Linked DNA regions of Mus musculus: all the other regions are linked to region 1. A link is a loop called in an ENCODE intact Hi-C map of the cell type or tissue named here. Cell type or tissue: left cerebral cortex. All regions are shown on one strand. Each heading gives the region's core, and the rest is flanking DNA. Links, peaks and the distances in the headings are about the cores only. Region 1 overlaps Tbc1d22a (TBC1 domain family, member 22a). Region 2 holds the start of Gramd4 (GRAM domain containing 4). Region 3 holds the start of Tafa5 (TAFA chemokine like family member 5).

Evidence for each region. Peaks named below come from ENCODE experiments on the same cell type or tissue, not always from the same donor. Only the 100,000 strongest peaks of a DNase experiment are listed, where the experiment ranks them.
Region 2: a loop joins it to region 1, with 2.3 times the contacts of the local background. A loop is called at or near these places in 2 of 42 quality-filtered maps.
Region 3: a loop joins it to region 1, with 4 times the contacts of the local background. A loop is called at or near these places in 8 of 42 quality-filtered maps.

What each region holds. Positions count from the first base shown.
Region 1 is chr15:86,236,870-86,242,486 of GRCm38, reverse strand. Tbc1d22a (TBC1 domain family, member 22a) reads right to left here. Exons shown (of 13, transcript NM_145476.2): 4 at 3,194-3,370. Among named protein-coding and RNA genes, the nearest start is that of Tbc1d22a, 25 kb to the right of the region's middle. In left cerebral cortex, for the core only: a CTCF peak has its summit at 2,478; DNase peaks (open chromatin) are centred at 2,486 and 4,222.
Region 2 is chr15:86,055,982-86,061,598 of GRCm38, reverse strand. Gramd4 (GRAM domain containing 4) reads right to left here and starts at 2,837. Exons shown (of 19, transcript NM_001379572.1): 1 at 2,638-2,837. The coding sequence starts at 2,666. Gm41375 (a long non-coding RNA gene) reads left to right here and starts at 2,983. Exons shown (of 3, transcript XR_875536.2): 1 at 2,983-3,207; 2 at 4,758-4,869. In left cerebral cortex, for the core only: no CTCF peak of the experiment used is centred there; DNase peaks (open chromatin) are centred at 2,234 and 2,985; H3K4me3 peaks cover 3,026 bases; H3K27ac peaks cover 1,459 bases.
Region 3 is chr15:87,541,646-87,547,262 of GRCm38, reverse strand. It overlaps Tafa5 (TAFA chemokine like family member 5), which reads right to left and starts at 2,964. Exons shown (of 4, transcript NM_001252310.1): 1 at 2,660-2,964. The coding sequence starts at 2,771. It overlaps Gm35471 (a long non-coding RNA gene), which reads left to right and starts at 3,290. Exons shown (of 3, transcript XR_384322.2): 1 at 3,290-3,801. In left cerebral cortex, for the core only: CTCF peaks have their summits at 3,192 and 5,395 (motif pointing right); DNase peaks (open chromatin) are centred at 2,179, 2,744, 3,138, 5,418 and 3 more places; H3K4me3 peaks cover 2,860 bases; H3K27ac peaks cover 1,643 bases.

The DNA of each region.
Region 1 (5,617 bases), core at 181-5,180:
GCTTCAAAGCAGGCAGGCTTTGTGTGAGTAAATATTGAGTTGATGCTAAGAGGGGAGTGAGCTGTTAAGTTCTATTTGCCACTTTCATCCCTGGGCTCATAACAGAGCATAAGCTACACAAAGAGCAGCGGATGCTGGCACAGGCCTTCGGCAGGTAGAGCCATTTCTGCTGGTCCTTCTCACATCAGCGATTTGCTTCTCCAGCTTCGGCAAATATTTACCACTTTGGGTTTTATGTAATGGGAGGATAATGTATTCCACTGTCCTCAGAGCTACCTTAAAGGCCTTAGGAAAACAGGCAATTTACAAGCTATGTTTCTCTTGCCACTAAATACAAATCCAGTAATTGTTTATCTTTGAAAGCAAATGGTTTTAACTTTTTGGCTTTAAACATTCAAACAGAATTCTTAAAGAAAAAACTAAAACCACAGTCAGAGCGACCTGACAAAGGCCTGACCTTACATCCGACCTTTCACCCACACATGGTCACACTGACCCATAAGCCCTGAAGGCTTTACTGCAGTACAGTTTGACTTCTAATGCTGCCTAGTGGCAAGACCCATAAGAAGATTCTAGCCACTGCCCAGAGCTGAACCAGATCTGGACTGCCATCAGGTAAACCTGTCCTTATCAACTATCTCCTGGCCACCTGGCCACATGCCTAAGGTATAAACCAATGGACATAGCCAAGAAAATGTCTGGAAACAACTCTGATGCATCCACAGATCACCAAAGGGCCGTACTGTGATAATCGGTATCCCTGGGCGTTTGCTACAGCCAGCACTCCAGAGGTCTGTGCAGTGTCTCAGCCCAGCTCCAGACAGGTACACCTTACAGGCGAGCAAGGACACAGGACAACCAGGATCACAAGTTACCAAACCTGCTCAAGGTCTCCACCCAGATGGCCAACTCCAGAGGCCTCTTGTAACAAGCATGGGGGGATCCGCCTTCTCCCTACACATTCAGTGAGATCCACTGAAGATCCTGAGCAGCCAACTGACAGCCCCGGTTCAGCAAAACATGGGTGCATGGTGTGCTAGAAAGGTAGAGATAGGATTTCAACTTCAACTGGGAGATTCTGCTCCTTTTGTATGAAAACCCTATTTTCCTACCTTGGTGAAGGGAACTAACTAACTTCCACCCATCTAGCTCTATGCCAAGCCTAACAGAGCCACCCTGTCTGTAGTCTCCTCCCCACCCTAGGTGAGAACTATTCCACGGACACCATCATCAACGTAACAGATGCCTTCAGGAGCGCCTGCCTTATCTGCACAAGGTCCTGGGCTGGAGTAACCGACAATCAGCGCAAGCCTCCATCCCTATCAGTATAGGGCTTGTGAAATAAACTGTGGGTCACCCACAGAGTGCCATGTGGCTCTCTATACACTTCTGTGTAAATACATATAAATTCAAAAGGTGAGGTGTGGACCAGCGTGTCCACCTGGGTGGATGAAGAAAAGGTACTACATGAACACACAGACTCCAAGGTGCGGCTCTACAGACTGCCGCTAAGGAAAGGGTGAGAACACACACACACCACCATGATGCTCCTGCCGAGCGAGACTCACTCCCCTGAACCTAATCACAAGGGAGCCTCAGACTCACATAATCAGAGGGACCCTCACAAATGACTGCCTACACGCCTTCAATGTGTCAGGATCAAAGTGCGCTCCAGGCTCACAGAGATATGAGAGCAGAGAGGACTGTGGGGAGGGTCCATGGAGCTCTGGATGGTGGACAAGGAAACAGGAGATATAATGAACACTCTGGGGTACAGCTAGAAAATGTGAACGAACACCGTGCATCCTCACAAGGCAAGCGGCACTGTGTCAAGGCTACATTTCTTTACACTGAATGAGCTGGTTCCTGTGCTCTTAGGAAGTGTACAGCAAAGCTCTCGGGAGGAAGTGGAAGGATGTCCCCGACGTACCCTCAAATGGTTCTGGAGACACACACAAGCACAGACGAGAATGGTGACTGGGTAGATGTGTGGAAGCTGCTTGTTCAATCCTGGAGACTTCTCCTGAGTATAAAGTTACATAAAGGATGTAACGTGGCACAGGCCACCTCTGACAGGAGCGCAGAAGCCTATCCTCACTCTTCATCCTCTTGTGCTTCATAACATCCTAAGACAGGCATGTGCTACTGAGTTTTTAAAAACATAGTTAAAAGCCAGGCGTGGTGGCACATGCCTTTAATCACAGCACTCAGAAGAGGCAAACTTTGTGAGTTCAAGGTCAGCCTAATTTACATATCGAGTTCCAGCACAGCCAGGGCTATATAGGGAGACCCTGACTCAAAAAGAAGAAAAAAAAAGTATTACACTAAAAGAAAAATTCCATTGCACAGACTTTAAGACCTAAGGCGCCCTGCTCCAACCTTGAACAGAAAACTTGGCCATCCTTCCCTAAAGCTCCCCAGAGGCACAGGTCAGCTTCCTGCGGCCCATCCACAGGCCCCACGCGCCACCTCCTGACCATGAGGGGCATTGCACCTCACAGTCCTCGGCCTGCAGTGTGCTGCTCTGCACTGCCTCTCTCTCCCGTTCAAACACTATTTCTCTGCTGTGAGGGATCCCATGGCCGGGACCTCTCGTGGCCCTCAGAAAAGTCAAGTCCCTAATAAACACCTCTCCTTGAGCTCCTTCAGCAAGCACCGGCTATGAAAACGAGAGAACCAGTCATCCGACGGCAATCCCACCACAGGATCCTGAAAGCAACAACTGTCTTAGAGACTGGCCAGTGTCCACACAGGCATTGCAGGTGACCGTGCAACTGACAACAATTCACCCCGCAATCATCCTCTCCCCACTGTCACACTTATGCCACCCTTAGTCCCATGTCTGCAAAGTACAAAAGTCAATAGTTGAGGATGGTAGTCATCCCTCCTCATTCCCCAGATGTCACAGTCAACCCACAGCCTATGAAGAACAAGGACAGCCACCTGCCAGGCCTCTAGGGGCTCCCCCTGAGGACCACATACTGTAGCATTAAGTAAAAAGGATTAAGCATATATACCAGGAAATTGTATACTGTGTTGGGAATATGTTAGCACACATGTCTAAAGGAATTAAGCAGTCCAACTACCAGCATTTTAGGGACTCGATGTCATGAAAACGCAACACAGCAGGTGTGTAACCAGTTATGACACCTTTGGTCTTGTAAGAAACCACAACCCACTCTCAGGGACTCACCAAGGTCTGTGTTGGGGCCAGCAAGCAGCTGTTTGAACTTGTCCAGCCGAGAGGTCTCTCTCTTACTCAGGGCTGAGTCAGCAAGGGCATGTGGGTCAGATGTCCCACTCAGTGTCACTGTGGCCGAGTGGGGAAGAGACTGGGACCGTTGCAGAGGGACTGTATCACCGGTGCTCTCTAGAAAGGGCAGAAGAGCAAAGGGCAAGGTTAGCAGAAGCCCTTGGCCCCCTGAGCACATCTTCTCTTTTACCCATGTGCCCAGGTGCTCACCATGTTACCATGGGCCTTTGTGACCATCATCTGGTCAGCTCTCCCTCCCTCCCATCACCCAGCACCAAACACTAGCTCACTAATGAAGTACTGTTCACCAGACAAACAGATACATCCTGATAGCCAACAAAATCCAAAGCACTCCTCTGCAGCCTTCAGATATCCACAGGCCTGGACAGTAGGCTTAATGGGCCACCCAGGTGTACTCGGCAGGCAAGCCACTGTCCATCAGAAAAGGAAAGGATGATGCCACAAAGGCACTGAGGACAGCAGGTAAGTGACCAGGAGGCTCAGAAGGACCAGAGCACATCTCATTCAGTGCCCCACCACCACTCACCCACCCACCCATCCACCCATCCCAAGTCCTAGCACACAGGGACAAAGAAAGCCAGGCAGGCAAGGAGCCTTCATGGACAAGTCAGGAGCCCCTCTCTCGGGGTTTCCTTAGCTGCCCCCCCCCCCCCCAAACCCTGCAGGTTCAAGGAGTCCTGAGGAGGGAGGGGAGATGGCACAATCCATTCTGGGATCTGGCTAGGAACAGCCCAGAGAGGAGCCAGGTCACCCAACAAAGAGCCACAGGAACCAAGGGCATAAGGCTCTGTGGTCCCTGACTCTACCCAGCAGCCTCAACTCTCAGAAGGCACAGACCAGTTTGCAGTCAAGAGGGAGCTTCAGGAAAGATCCAAATTCAACATGCTGGTGTCTGCCTTAGGCCCTATAGACAAGCACCCAAAATACACCCTCCCACACATCAGCCCTGGAGCTCAGGAGCAGAACACCGTGGGGAATCTATGCATGTGTGTGTGATGCACATATGTACATCTGCATGTGCAATCAAGTTCAACAGCAGGTGTCTTCCTCAGTCCCTCTCGACTCTATTTTTGGAGGCAGGTTCTTTCACTGGGCATGAAGCTCACTGAGTTAGCTTGACTGACTAGCCAGCAAGCGCCAGAGATCCTCCATTATGTCTACATTCTAGCATCCAGGGCTGAGATGGCTACAATAGGAATGGTCCTACAGCTCAGATATTTGAATGATTGGTCATTATGGGGTAGAGCTACTTGACAGGGATTAGGAGGTGTGGCCTCGCTGGAGTAGGTGTGGCCGTGGAGGAAGTGTGTCACTGGGGATGGGCTTTGGGGTTTCAAATGCTCAAGGCAGGTCTGTGTGTGTCTCTCTCTCCCTGTTGCCTACGGATCTGGATATAGAATTCTCAGCTAGGGGCCAGGCGTGGTGGCGCACGCCTTTAATCCCAGCACTCTGGAGACAGAGGCAGGAGGATTTCTGAGCTCGAGGCCAGCCTGGTCTACAAAGTGAGCTCCAGGACAGCCAGGGCTACACAGAGAAACCCTGTCTCGGGGAAAAAAAAAAAAAAAAAAAAAGACTTCTCAGCTACTTCCCCAGCACCCCACCTGTCTGCAGGCCACTGTGCTTCCCACCATGGCCGTGATGGATTAGACCTCTAAATATAAGCAAGCCTCAGCTAAATGCTTTCTCTTATACGCATTGCTGTGGTCACTGGCGTCTCTTCACAGCAACAGAACACTGACTAGGACAGAGTCGCACACAGCTATCTGGGAGGCACAGGAGGGAGTGATGAGAATCTGAGGTAAGGATCCAGTGTCCCTCACATTTCTTCCTACTATGAGGAAACATTCACAGCCAGCAGGTCCCATCTTGAGGGTCTCTTGCAAGCAGTCGCAGCCGTTCTGGTGAAGAGGTGAGCTGTTATGATCAGAGGGTAGCACTCTATGGCAACAGGGGCTAAGCCCTGGATAGACACACTCCTGCAGCTCCCAGAGCCAATCTAACTAATCCTGGTAGAGGTCTCACTAACTACGGTGCAGGACTCCCTGGCCTGACTGATGAGGGTGTGGCAATATTCAGTCTCTGTCAGGGCACTGCAGAAATCTGAGCACACACCATGCTCAGTGACACACACTATCCAACATGAGAGCAAGATCTCTGGATGAGAACTCCTGGTCTCTGCAGGAGCCCGCACTAACAGGAGGAACTCTAGAGCCACAGACAACCCCAGCCCCACCCCAAGCCACCTCTCCTGAGCAGCTAGGGGTCTTCTTGGTACTACATTTGTAAAGGAAGAACAACACAACTCCCTCCTAGAAGCCTGAGGAGTTTGAAGAATTTACCATC
Region 2 (5,617 bases), core at 241-5,240, 180 kb after region 1:
TCTTATCTCTCTAGATTCAGGATTGCTGTTTCTCCACTCTTGACACACCACAGCAACTGTCCCAACAGCCACCTACCTACACAAGCGGGCTGCCGCCTTGCCCCGCACTGCCAGAGGGCCAGCCGCACCCTCGCAGTCCACCTAGCAGGGAAGAATGCAGAAGCTCAGAAAAGGTGGCCCAACCACACAAGCCAGTCACTGCATCTCCACTGACAGACAATTACCGCCACACACACTAAAGTGCTGCCATTATGATATACCAAGAAAGCCAAACACCAGAGCAGAGGGGCCAGGGCTGCTTAGAAGGAGAACCTACCTACCCAGCTCCCCAAAGAGGACGGCCCCCAAACACAGTCCTTGCCCCATCATGAGCACCCCAACCCTGTAAAGGCTCAGTAGATCCGGCTTCTAGAGAGAAGCCCTACCAGTGCATGAGGAACTGGATAGGGCTCCCATGTGTCCCCAGAGAAGGAAGGGACACCACAAAGCACATTAGCCAACAAGGATCCCACAGCAGAATACTAAGCCTTTGGTTCTCCAGACATGAATTCTGTCCAGATGTGGCATGGCTGGAGTTGCTATTTCTAAACAGCTGTAACTTCCTATGCCGTACAAGCACAGCCAAGTCTCAGAGCCTCCGGTGACACTGTTTCCATTGTGTGGAGCACTCGCTATTGTGAGGCAGAAATGTTGATTCAGGAAACAGGTCCGACTCTCCTCTTTCTAGGTGGTGAAGGTGAAGGTGAAGCCCAGAGAGAATGAGGACAGCGGAGGCCACGGCTGTTGGCACCGACGACTGCGCTGTCTGCTGGCGCCACTCCGGGGGAGCCACGATAATGGAGGGCACCAGGAGGTTTGGAGAGAGAGAGACCACTGGTTTTCCCTTAAGGAATACACCTCTGCAAAAACCTCTCTGCCTGCCTGGGGAGGAGGCACAGGATAAACAGGTGCCCAGGCTGGGTGGAAACAGACCTCAACTCTGAGACTATCTCGGGCAGTTTATAGGACATAAGTTCTAGCATGGACTCAGACAGACATCTCCGGAACCAACAGGGACAGCCATGTTCACCACCATCAGCCAGGATGGCAGAGGAAAGCAGGGAAATGATGGTCCACAAAGAATTCCATCCTGGGTATCCAACCTCCTAGATATCCTAGCCCGTACCCCTGGGAGTTCAGTAATCAGTACCACAGCAAAGGCAGGGGGCTCCAAGTCCACAAGCAGTTTGGGGAGGAGGGAGGAGCAGGCATGTTGACTGAGACTCCCAGCTGGGGTGTCCCAGAGAGCATCTTTATATTGTGGCTTCATCCTAGCACGGGTCAGGGATACTAAATAAAGCACTCTGACTGGACTGGGCTGTGTATCCCCAAATGGGCCTGGGAACAGGTTGGGCAGAATGAGAGAAGATTCTTCCGATCTCTGCAGGGCCACTAAGCCACCTGAGAGGCACAGGGTGGATGGCCTTGCCTGACTCCTCACCTAGAGTGTGTCTGGCTGCCGTGGAACCCACACCATCTTGTTAACTCTTATCTTGTCATTAGTCACCCACTGATAAGGAAACTGAGGCAGGGCTGGTTTTGTGACAGTGCCTTGCCCGATCTCACAGAACAGGTATCCGAGATAAACTAACTTCCAACTGTCCTTTATTTCAAACCCTACAGAGCCTGGACCATGACCCCTCCTTCTGAACCTGGCCCTAAAGCAAGCTCCTACCTGGCTGGGGTTCAGCGAAATTGAGGATTGGGGGGGGGAGTGCGTTAAGACTCAGCACCTTTAATTTTGTCCCTAATCTACACAAGGCAAGGCAGGAAGGGAACCCACTCTGAACAAGGTCCCCCCAAACTGAATCTCTCTTATCTCTGAAAATGGGAAGTTCCAAAGAGTACAAGGTTCTGCCTCTGGCCCTAGAAGCCTGCTTCTTACCCTGGCCACGGGTAGGAAGGCCACAGGGGAACCAACATCCAGACTAGTCAGTCCCTCTCCACCCTTCAGAGGTGCTGGTCCCGCTCTGGACAGATGAAGTCTTAGGTTAGGGACTGCCACACAGCACCCCACCTTAACGGTTGTATAAACACATAGGCCTAAGCTCCAGCCCAGGTGCCAACTGTCCCCAGAATCCCATAGGCTAATTCCAAATGAAAGGAAAAGATATAACAGAGAGCAGGGTGTGGAAAGGGAGCAAGCGTCCACAACTTTTCCCCGGGTCATCTGTTGGGCCACACCGGCCTGGACAGCCCTCCTCCTTTTCAGTCCTCCCCCACCACCAAGAGAGTGGGTCAGTAGGACGACATTTGCTGTGCCCTCATCCTGACCCCCCCGCTAGCGGCCTAGGCATGGTGACCCATCTAATGACTCCCCCACATCATAGTTTGGGCCCTGCGTCCCATCGACGTCTGCCTCTCGCCCACCAGGACCCTGACCCGCACAGCGCCCGTGGTACGCGCGAGGGGCGGCCGTGACGCGCGCCCCGGGAGCGTGTGTGCGGGGGCGCGCCCGCGCTGCTCCCCGAAGGGAGGGTCGCTGCTGTGGGCCACCGAGTGAGAGTGTGGGCACACGGGGTCGCGGCCCGGCAGCTAGGACAGAGCGTGGCCAGCGTCGCCCAGGTCCGTGTGGGAGTCCGCGTGCGCGCCGCTTACCCTGCGGGATGATCGGGGCCAACTCTCATCCACCCGCCGCCGCGGCGCCCCCCTGGCCGGCCACCCGGCCGCGCTGCACCTGCCGCCCTCCCGGGAGCCCAGCGGCGCCGGGGAGCGGGGACTACGCGGCCCCGCGGGTGCCGGCCACGAGCGCGGAGGCGGCGCCGCGTCGCGCGCTCACGTCCTGCTGCGCGGAGTCTGCGCGCCCCCCGACCGGGCCTGCGCAAGCCGCCGCCCCGCTCCGCCCCCTCGCCTCCCCGCCCTCCCTGCCCGGTGTGTGCGCGCGCGCGCGCCCGATCACGCGGCGCCGCCTTTGTTTGGGTGACCCACGTGGGTCCTCGCCGCGCGTGCCCACGCGCACGCGTGGCCGCCTGCCAGTCGCAGCCACGGGCACAACCGAGCACAAGGATACACTCCACTGTCACCTCTCTCCCGGCGAACTGGCTTGACGGTTACTGCCAAATGGAGACCCGCGCTTGGTGTAGAAATACTTGTCCTGGCACCGCCAGGCTGGACTCAGAGCACAGCTCCACACTGGGAAAAGGACATGGAACCTCCACCTGGAGGGCAGTGAGCAACTCCTCCCTTCTCTCCCACTCAGTACCTAACCAGGAATGCCACATACCTTTAAATGTCACCGTAGCGATAGGAAGCCTACTTTAGCTCTAGTACTATCTTAAAGGAAAAGAGATCCTCCAGGAGTCACTTCCCCCGTTTTGACTCGCCTTTCAAAAACCAGGGTTGACAAGGACCCAGAAAGATAACTAATGAACCTGGTAAAAGACCACACCCTCCAGAACCCCAGGCCCTAGCCTGGTTGGAGGACTGACCTGCAGCACCGTATGGGGTCTGACCTAGGAGGTCCACTGTAGGGTACGAGGGTGACTGTAGCAAACTCAGCATCAGCAAGTGGAGACAGCACATTAGACCTGTGACCACATGACCCGCTTGCACTGCGGGGCTTTGACGACCTCACCTCCAACCCTCTCAATCCAGAACTGTCCCCCACCTTATTATGTCTCAAGCACCCCAGGAGATTTGAGGAATGCTGAAGGACTCTGAAGCTTTCTGGGGGGTGGGGTGGGTGGGGGCAGGATTCAGGCCCCCTTTTGTCCTCCAGCATTGCCTACCTTCCAGACAGGCCTTTGTCCCAGGGTCTGGGGCTGGCATCCAGAGAGGCTCCTGTAGGTGAGCTCTCTCTCTCTCTGAATGCAGAGTGAGAAGCAATGCCCATGTGTAGCACAACATGAGGTCTGTCCAATGGCTCTTGGCTGGCAGTGTGAGATGCCAGGCTAAGCTGCCTGCAGGGCTTGGTCTTGGCAAGATGAGAGCTACTTTGGGCAGGAACCTCCTCTGAGTCACCTTTGTGCGGCATCCCAGCCCAATGCCACACCAATCTCGCTGGTTCCTCCTACCCCTGGCTTTCCCTGCTTCCTCTCTGTCCTACAGCAAAACCGGACTCTGGTCGTCGCCCCACCCCCACCGCCCCCTGCAAGCACAAGTGCTACTTTCCTGCCTCCAGGATTGCCTAGACCATATCCTCCCTGGGGCGCGGAGGAGGGGGGAGCCTCTCCACTCTGGCCCTACCCAACCTTCCAAGCTAACTCCAAAGTTTCAGCTCCACAAAGCCTCCCTTGACCAGTCGCCCAGTTAGAAAATGTTTCTAGCTTCCCAGGAAGCCAGAGTTCTCGGGAGTCATTCCCCACCCTTCTCCTGTGAACTCAGCTGGGCAGCTTCTACCAGGAGAGGTTCGATGCATTCATGTAGGGATCCCTCCCTGCTGAAGTTAAAGTGTGTCTCCAGAGTCCCTGCATTGCAAGCTTAATCCCCAGTACACCCATGTGGCACGTGATTACTTTGAAGGGCTCTGCCCTCAGAAAGGCTTTATGATCTGAGCTGGCTTTATAGAGTAGGCTCTCGATGGAAGGTGGGTTGGTTTGAATGAGAAATGGCCCCCATAGGCTCATATTTTGAATGCTTGGTTCCCCAGATGGTGACATTGTTTGGGAAGGATTAGAAGGTGTGGCCTTGCTAGAGGAGGTGTGTTTCTGGTGTGCTTGAGGTTCCACAAACCCATATTCCTGGTTAACTTTCTCCCTGCCTCATGTCTGTGTCTCAAGGTATAAGCTCCCAGCGACCGCTCCAGCACCATGCCTGCCTGTCTGCTACCATGTTGCCTGCCGTGATAGTTAACGGACTAACCCATGGGAGTCCCAGATTAGACACTTGTCTGTAAGTCACCTTGGTCATAATGTCTCATCAAAGCAATAGAAAAGTAAGTCCCTGACATGCACTCATGAGGATGGCATGACAGGCAGGTCCTCACTATCACACAGGACATCCTGAAGCCAGCCAGCACAGCTGCAGAAGGGCTCTATGCGAGGTGTTACAGGAAGCCCTGCCCCTCACGTCCAGTCACTCTCTCTGGCTTCCTGTTCCTCTGTAGACAGGCCCTGCCCTCAGCTCCTGACCCCAGGGGAGAATCCTCTCTGGCCTTATTCCTGTAGCATATCTCCATCTCTGCTGTTTCCGGTTCAGCCTGCATGTGTTAATGGTGATGGGAAGGGAGCCTGGGAGATGCTGGGGCTTCTGGTCAAGCTGAGCCACCAGAGGCCATAGCATCACCGCATCAGGAAGACAACCAGCAGATACACGCAACAGCCAGAGCCTGGCATAACCCAGAGGGTGCCCAGGAATGTTCTTTGCATGAGTATCCAGGATGAGCCCCACAATGGAGCCAGACTTCTCTAATCCCTCCCCTCCTGCTCACAAGCATTCACTGGGTACCCATTCCCAGGCACTGCCTGGTGGAGAATGAAACTGGTCAATAAGTACATTCTAGAAGACAGACTTGGACAGACACTACCCCTAGGAGAACTTGGGGTTACCATGACCACCACCTACTCAGAGGCTCCTCACAACCATGGCCCCTCATTAACTGATAAAGGCTATTGTGGTCCCGACTGTGTCTCACAAATCT
Region 3 (5,617 bases), core at 443-5,442, 1.3 Mb before region 1:
TTCTTCCCCAATCCCTGAAAATGACAAGGCTGCGTCACCATAGCAACCAGCCTAATTGGTGGACTGCAGGTCTTTCACTAGCCAGAGGGTGGAGCCCACCTCCTTAATATGACTCTTAAGCACATAGCAAAGAAGGGTGTCCAATGGGCAAGAGCTGTTGAGCCCCCCAGCAGAAACCAGGCCAGGAAATAATCTAGTTTCCTCCACTTAGCGCCAGGAAGTGAGATCCGTGTGTGTTACAGAGAAACATACACACCGTAGGGCAGCATTACTGAGCCCTAAAAGATGGACGCTGGCTTCCTAAGTGTCTCCGCTCAGTAGCAGAAAGACACTTAGGGTAATAAAAGTCCTCGCTGAAACATCTTGCACACAAAGATGCTAACTATCTTTCATCCCAGATGTGTTGGAAGAAAGGCTGGAAATCGCAAGAACTATCTAATTATCATTTTCTATGCATTATCAATTCTAAGGGGGGGGGGAGGAAAAAAAGAAATATCTTTTTCTCTAGGATTCCAATTCCCAGCTATAAATTATGATGATGTTATTTTGTATTTTAGAGAAATGCTTTAATTTCTCCAATTGCATTTCTGGTGTAATGGGGTGTGTCTGAAAACGTTAGCTTATTGTCAATTATTCCATTACGTGGGGATGGAAACAGCTATCAAAATGTGGCTGTTCAGAAGCTTCGTTATTAAGGACTTCTGCTCTTCTGGATAAGTCATTCTTACCGACTGCCCTTATAGCAGAGAACCAACTTGCAGGAAGATAGGGCTGCCCTTTTCTCTGAATATATGACATTACTTCCCTATAGTCAGATCAAGAAGCAAGCCAACAGGACGAAGTGGGGCCGAAGCTAGGAAACAAGGGACAAAGGCTATACTAGCTGGGAGTGCATACAAGGCCCCAGCTTGGTGGCTCCCTGAAGAGGAGAGTGTTGAGGTCAAGGGCTGGGTTGTCACTCAGTCAGTAACAGTGGATGGCTGTCCCTTTTCAACATGCAGAGCTGCCTCTATGAGCCCAGTCTACAGCTCTGGGCTCTCGGGCTGACCCAAGGACAGTGTTACCAGAATCTGCCTAGGAAGAGCAGCCAGCTCCAGGTTTCCGCGCCCCGTGCCCCTCCCCCACTGCTGAATGTGCCACTCCTGGGACAACACCAGGAAGTGCATTTCATCCTGGTATCACCTGTCTATCTCTGGAGTTTACCCATCTTTAACCCGTCCTGTATCATTAAGGAATCTAGGCTCAATGGTACCTGGGAAGAAGCCCCTGAAAGAAGCCGGCAGGCTACAGAAGGCTAAGCAGTGAGTACTCTCCTGTGGCTCAGCCCACCAGCTTCCTTTCCCTATCCTAGGGCAGCCAGGTTAGAATACTGTCAGCAGCCAGTCTCTTGCTTGATGAACCTCAAGGCGCCACAGCAGCACAGGCATATGCAGACTGAGTAGTTCCTCTGGGCTCACTAGCATTTCCCTTAAGATGCCTCGACCATGTTGGGGGTTGAGCTATCCCCATTCAGAGTTGTCCCAGGACTCTGATGACATATTCGGCCTCGACTTGAGTCTCAAGACTGCTGCAATTTCATTTCAGAGCTAGGATTGGGAACTAGGAGGCCCCAGGCTCGAGCGATGGCCGGGGAAAGGAGGGAGGAGTGAGAGGAACCACTTGGTGATGGCCTTTTATTTTAAATTAGTAAAGAATCCATATTTTGTCATCACCTCCCTTGCCTGTGGCATTTTTTTCATGACAGGTGTTCACTGGCACTAGTTTTTCTTCCCGCAGAGACGGGAAGGAAGGCAGAAACTGTAACCAGGCAAGCGCCCATCTCTTATAGAGCCTATGCCCGGGACTCTAACCAGCCTCTACCCACCCCAACAGCTTCCGACAGTCAGCAGACACCAGCCAAGATGATGCCTACCCATACTACACCAGCCCCAAGACTGTACCCAGGACTCAGATTATCGGTACCCAGATAAGACCTACTGATAAGATCACCCATCGTCCGGGTCCCAGCCTAAGCCCAGCTCCAGAACCCCGTGCCAGGCTCCGACCAGCCCGCACCTCCCTCCGCAGCCCTTGCCAGACCCACTGGGTCGTCAGTTCATTCCTCCGAACCACCCTTGCAGCGGTAGCGGGCCCTCCCCTCCAGAGGCATCCGTTCCCTTACTTCTCCTTTTACAGAAAGCATCTGGCGAGCCCGCTTCCTAGCAAGGCAGAGGCTCCACCACGCGTCGGAGGAACCCAAGCCGCGGTCCTGCCCGAGGAGTCCCGCTCGGGCTCGGTTGCTGCGTCCCCATAAGTCCCCGGAGGGAGTGTCGCCGGCGGGAAGCTCCGCTCGGTCGCTAGCCTGGGCCGGAGCGGCGACCGCACGGCGGACACCGGGCACCGCCGCGCAGGGACGCGCTGTGCCTGCCTGGGCCTGATGCCGGCCCTGCTGGCTAGTCCGCGGAAGCTCGCCGGGGCTGCTGTGCCCGGCCGCGGAGTGTCTGGACCCCGGAGCCGCCTGCACCAAGCCCTCCCGGGCCAGCGGAACAGCGGCCAAGACCCGGGACCGCGCGCCACGCGCTCGCAACTCCGCACCGACGCGGGGCGCCCCGCCGGGGCTGGGGCTGGGGCCGCTTGGAGGACCCGAGGCCCTTATGGGGCCCGGGTGCACGGTACTCACTGCAGTAGGCGATGAGCAGGCTGGCCAGGATCATGAATGCCCAAAAAGTTGAGGACATGCTGGGCAGGGCGGTCGCATCTTGCCGGCTGCTGGTCCTGGGCGATGGCGCCATTGAAGCCGCGGTGCCCGCGCGGGGGGCAGCAGCGCTTCTCAGCAGCCGGCCCTGCCCGCGCCCCCGCGCCGGCCTCCACGTGCGGGCCCCGCGCGTGCCATCCTCCTCCTCGTCCTCCTCCTCCTCCTCTTCCTCGTCCTCCTCCTCCTCCTCCTTCTCCGCCGCCGCCGCCGCGCCCGGGCCCCGGCCCACTGCGCCCCGCGCCGCCCGCCCCGCGCCGCGCCCGCGCCGCCCGCGCCCGTGCTCGCCCGCCCGGGGACGCCAGCCCGCGGCTCTGGGCGTCGCTGCGCGCCCCGGCTCAGCGCGCCCCGTCACCAGTACGAGGGGCGCGCCTGGAGCGCGTGCCCGGCGTGGCGGGGCCTCGCACTGGCCCGGGACCGGCGAGGGAGGCGAGCAGAGGGGACGCCGCGCCCTAGCCGAGCCTCTGGATGGCGACAGAGACGGCCCAGCATCCTCGTAGCCTGGGCTCTGGGCGCGCAAGACCCTCAGGGCCAGCGGGAAGTTAGGTGACTTGGGACCCCCTTCCCCCCCCCCCCCCCCCACGCGAGAGTCTTCCACCAAAGGCCTGGGACGCTGGGGTCCCAGACCTTGTTTGGTATTGATCCGGAAAGTGAACCGAAAGTTTATTCAAAGCAAATAATGCTTTCAGCCTGTTTCCCATTTGTGCCCAGCACCAGGGCTCCTGAGTATGCCTTGTTGCTCTGAGCCCACCAGAGAGCATCTGAGCGCACCTGCACCCTGTCTCTAGAACTTGCCATCCTGTGGGCTCTGTGTGTCTACCCTAAGAAGACATTCCTTTGCATCTTCCTGATGCACTTCCTTGACTCCCGTGTACCACAGCCTCTGCCCCCAGGCCATGGCCTGTGGTTCCTCTCTCTCATCCATTTTCCAGAGTGTGTGCAGGATAAAGTCCCTGGTCTGGTTTTCTGAGGAGGGTAGCGAAGACTACAACTCTGATGTGCATTCCTGCCGTTGGACAACGGGTTTGCCCCTGTAAACCAGCGGAATCGGGTCACTTCCACTTTCCCTTGTAAGTTCCTTGCACTCCAGGAAGAAACTCTAAAAGCTGGTGTTTTCCCCAGGTGGCCCTGTAGGTCCATGGCCATGAAGGTCGATTCCATTCCCTTCCTGTGCACCAGTGAACATGCTAACAGCAGGCCCAGTTAGGCTTCTCATTGGTGTTTGTTCTGCATGGGAAGGGGTGGTACCCCCACACAAGATCTCATTAGAAATGGAGGCTTTTCCCCACAAGCTACTTGGTGCATACCAGCATAAGCCTTTCCCCTTGCACCCTGGTCCAGTGTGGCATTTAAACAGACCAGGACATAGAGAACGTTGCTGAGGGGCTGAAGGAGGGCAAGTACCCAGGTTGTATACATACGCAGACACATACGCACTCCACATGCGCACCATGTTCATGCACACACGCACACCACATAGCTGAACTCCATACACACTCCACTTGGATACATGCATGCCACAAGCTTGTTTCTACACAAGCTACATGTATATCATGTGGCTATAGGCACACACTCCCCTACATAGGTACATGCACAAGGCACTGACATTCACATGCATGCTACATGGTCACACATACCTCCACATACATGCACACATATACACACATGTATGCTATATAGAGCACACATGTGCATGCACACATGCAAAAATATACATGTGCATACATGTACAGCATGTGACCACACATGCATGTGCACACACATGCATAGACATACATACATGTCGCATGGCCACAGCCACATGAATGAATATGCACATGCATATTTGCCATGCACACGTGCACACATGCATAGAATGCACAAGTACTTGCTCTCAGAAGCACATATACATCCAAAACAGTGCTAGTGAAATGGAGTCAGGCTTCTCACTGCCTAGCCCCTGGTAATGGTCTCTCTGTAATATGAACATGCCTACCAAGGGGGTTTCCCACTAATTTCTGACTTCCATTTCCTGTTTAACTAAGATCCAGGTTTTCTGGGTACCATCTTCTCCAGGATAGCTTCCCCAGTCTCACTTTCCTGTAGGGAGGACAGTCTGCAGAAACCAGACATCCTGACATTGTCAGGAGGGCAGGGTGGTAGCACATTTTGTCTCGAATATTCCAGATAGACATATCTCTCTCCCCCCTAACCTAAGGAGGGGGGGTCCCTCAGCCAGGTTCTACAAAGTTGAAAATGGCTGTCTGAAACTGCTGTCATATGCCTTCTGTTGATCAAAGCCTTTTAACCTGCAAAAGGAACAAAGCTCTAAATCCATGCATACTCCACTTCATCCTGTCTTCCCTGAAATTCTTCTCAGAGACAGACATCCTTCACACAACATGCTTTTATTGGGTATCTACTCGATGTCAGGCATGTGGGACCAGAAAAACAATTATACTTAGATTTCTCTCTCCCTGAGAAGTTCAGGTTTGAAGAATAGCAAGGAAAATGCAATCACATCCATGAGCCAGGTATTGTGGTGAGAAAGAGTCAAGGTACTGTTGGAACCTTTGAGGGCTTTCTAAAACAGACTTACTTATTTTTTATTTATGAGTGTGTATGGGGGGAGGGGGTGGCACTTGCATGTGTGCAGTTTTGTGCACTGTTTTCATGCCTCAGAGGCCAGCAGAGGGCATCAGGTCCCTCTGGAACTGGGATCACAGGTAGTTGTGAGTCACCATGTGAGTACTGGAACCCAGCCCTCTGGGAGAGCAACAAGAGCTCTGAACCAATGAGCCATCACTCGGTCATTCTGTTGGCATGTTCAACCCAAGGTTGAGTCCTGGGGTGTTGTAAGGTATGGGCTGGGAGAGCTTCTGTGAGATGTGTCAACAGACAGATTTT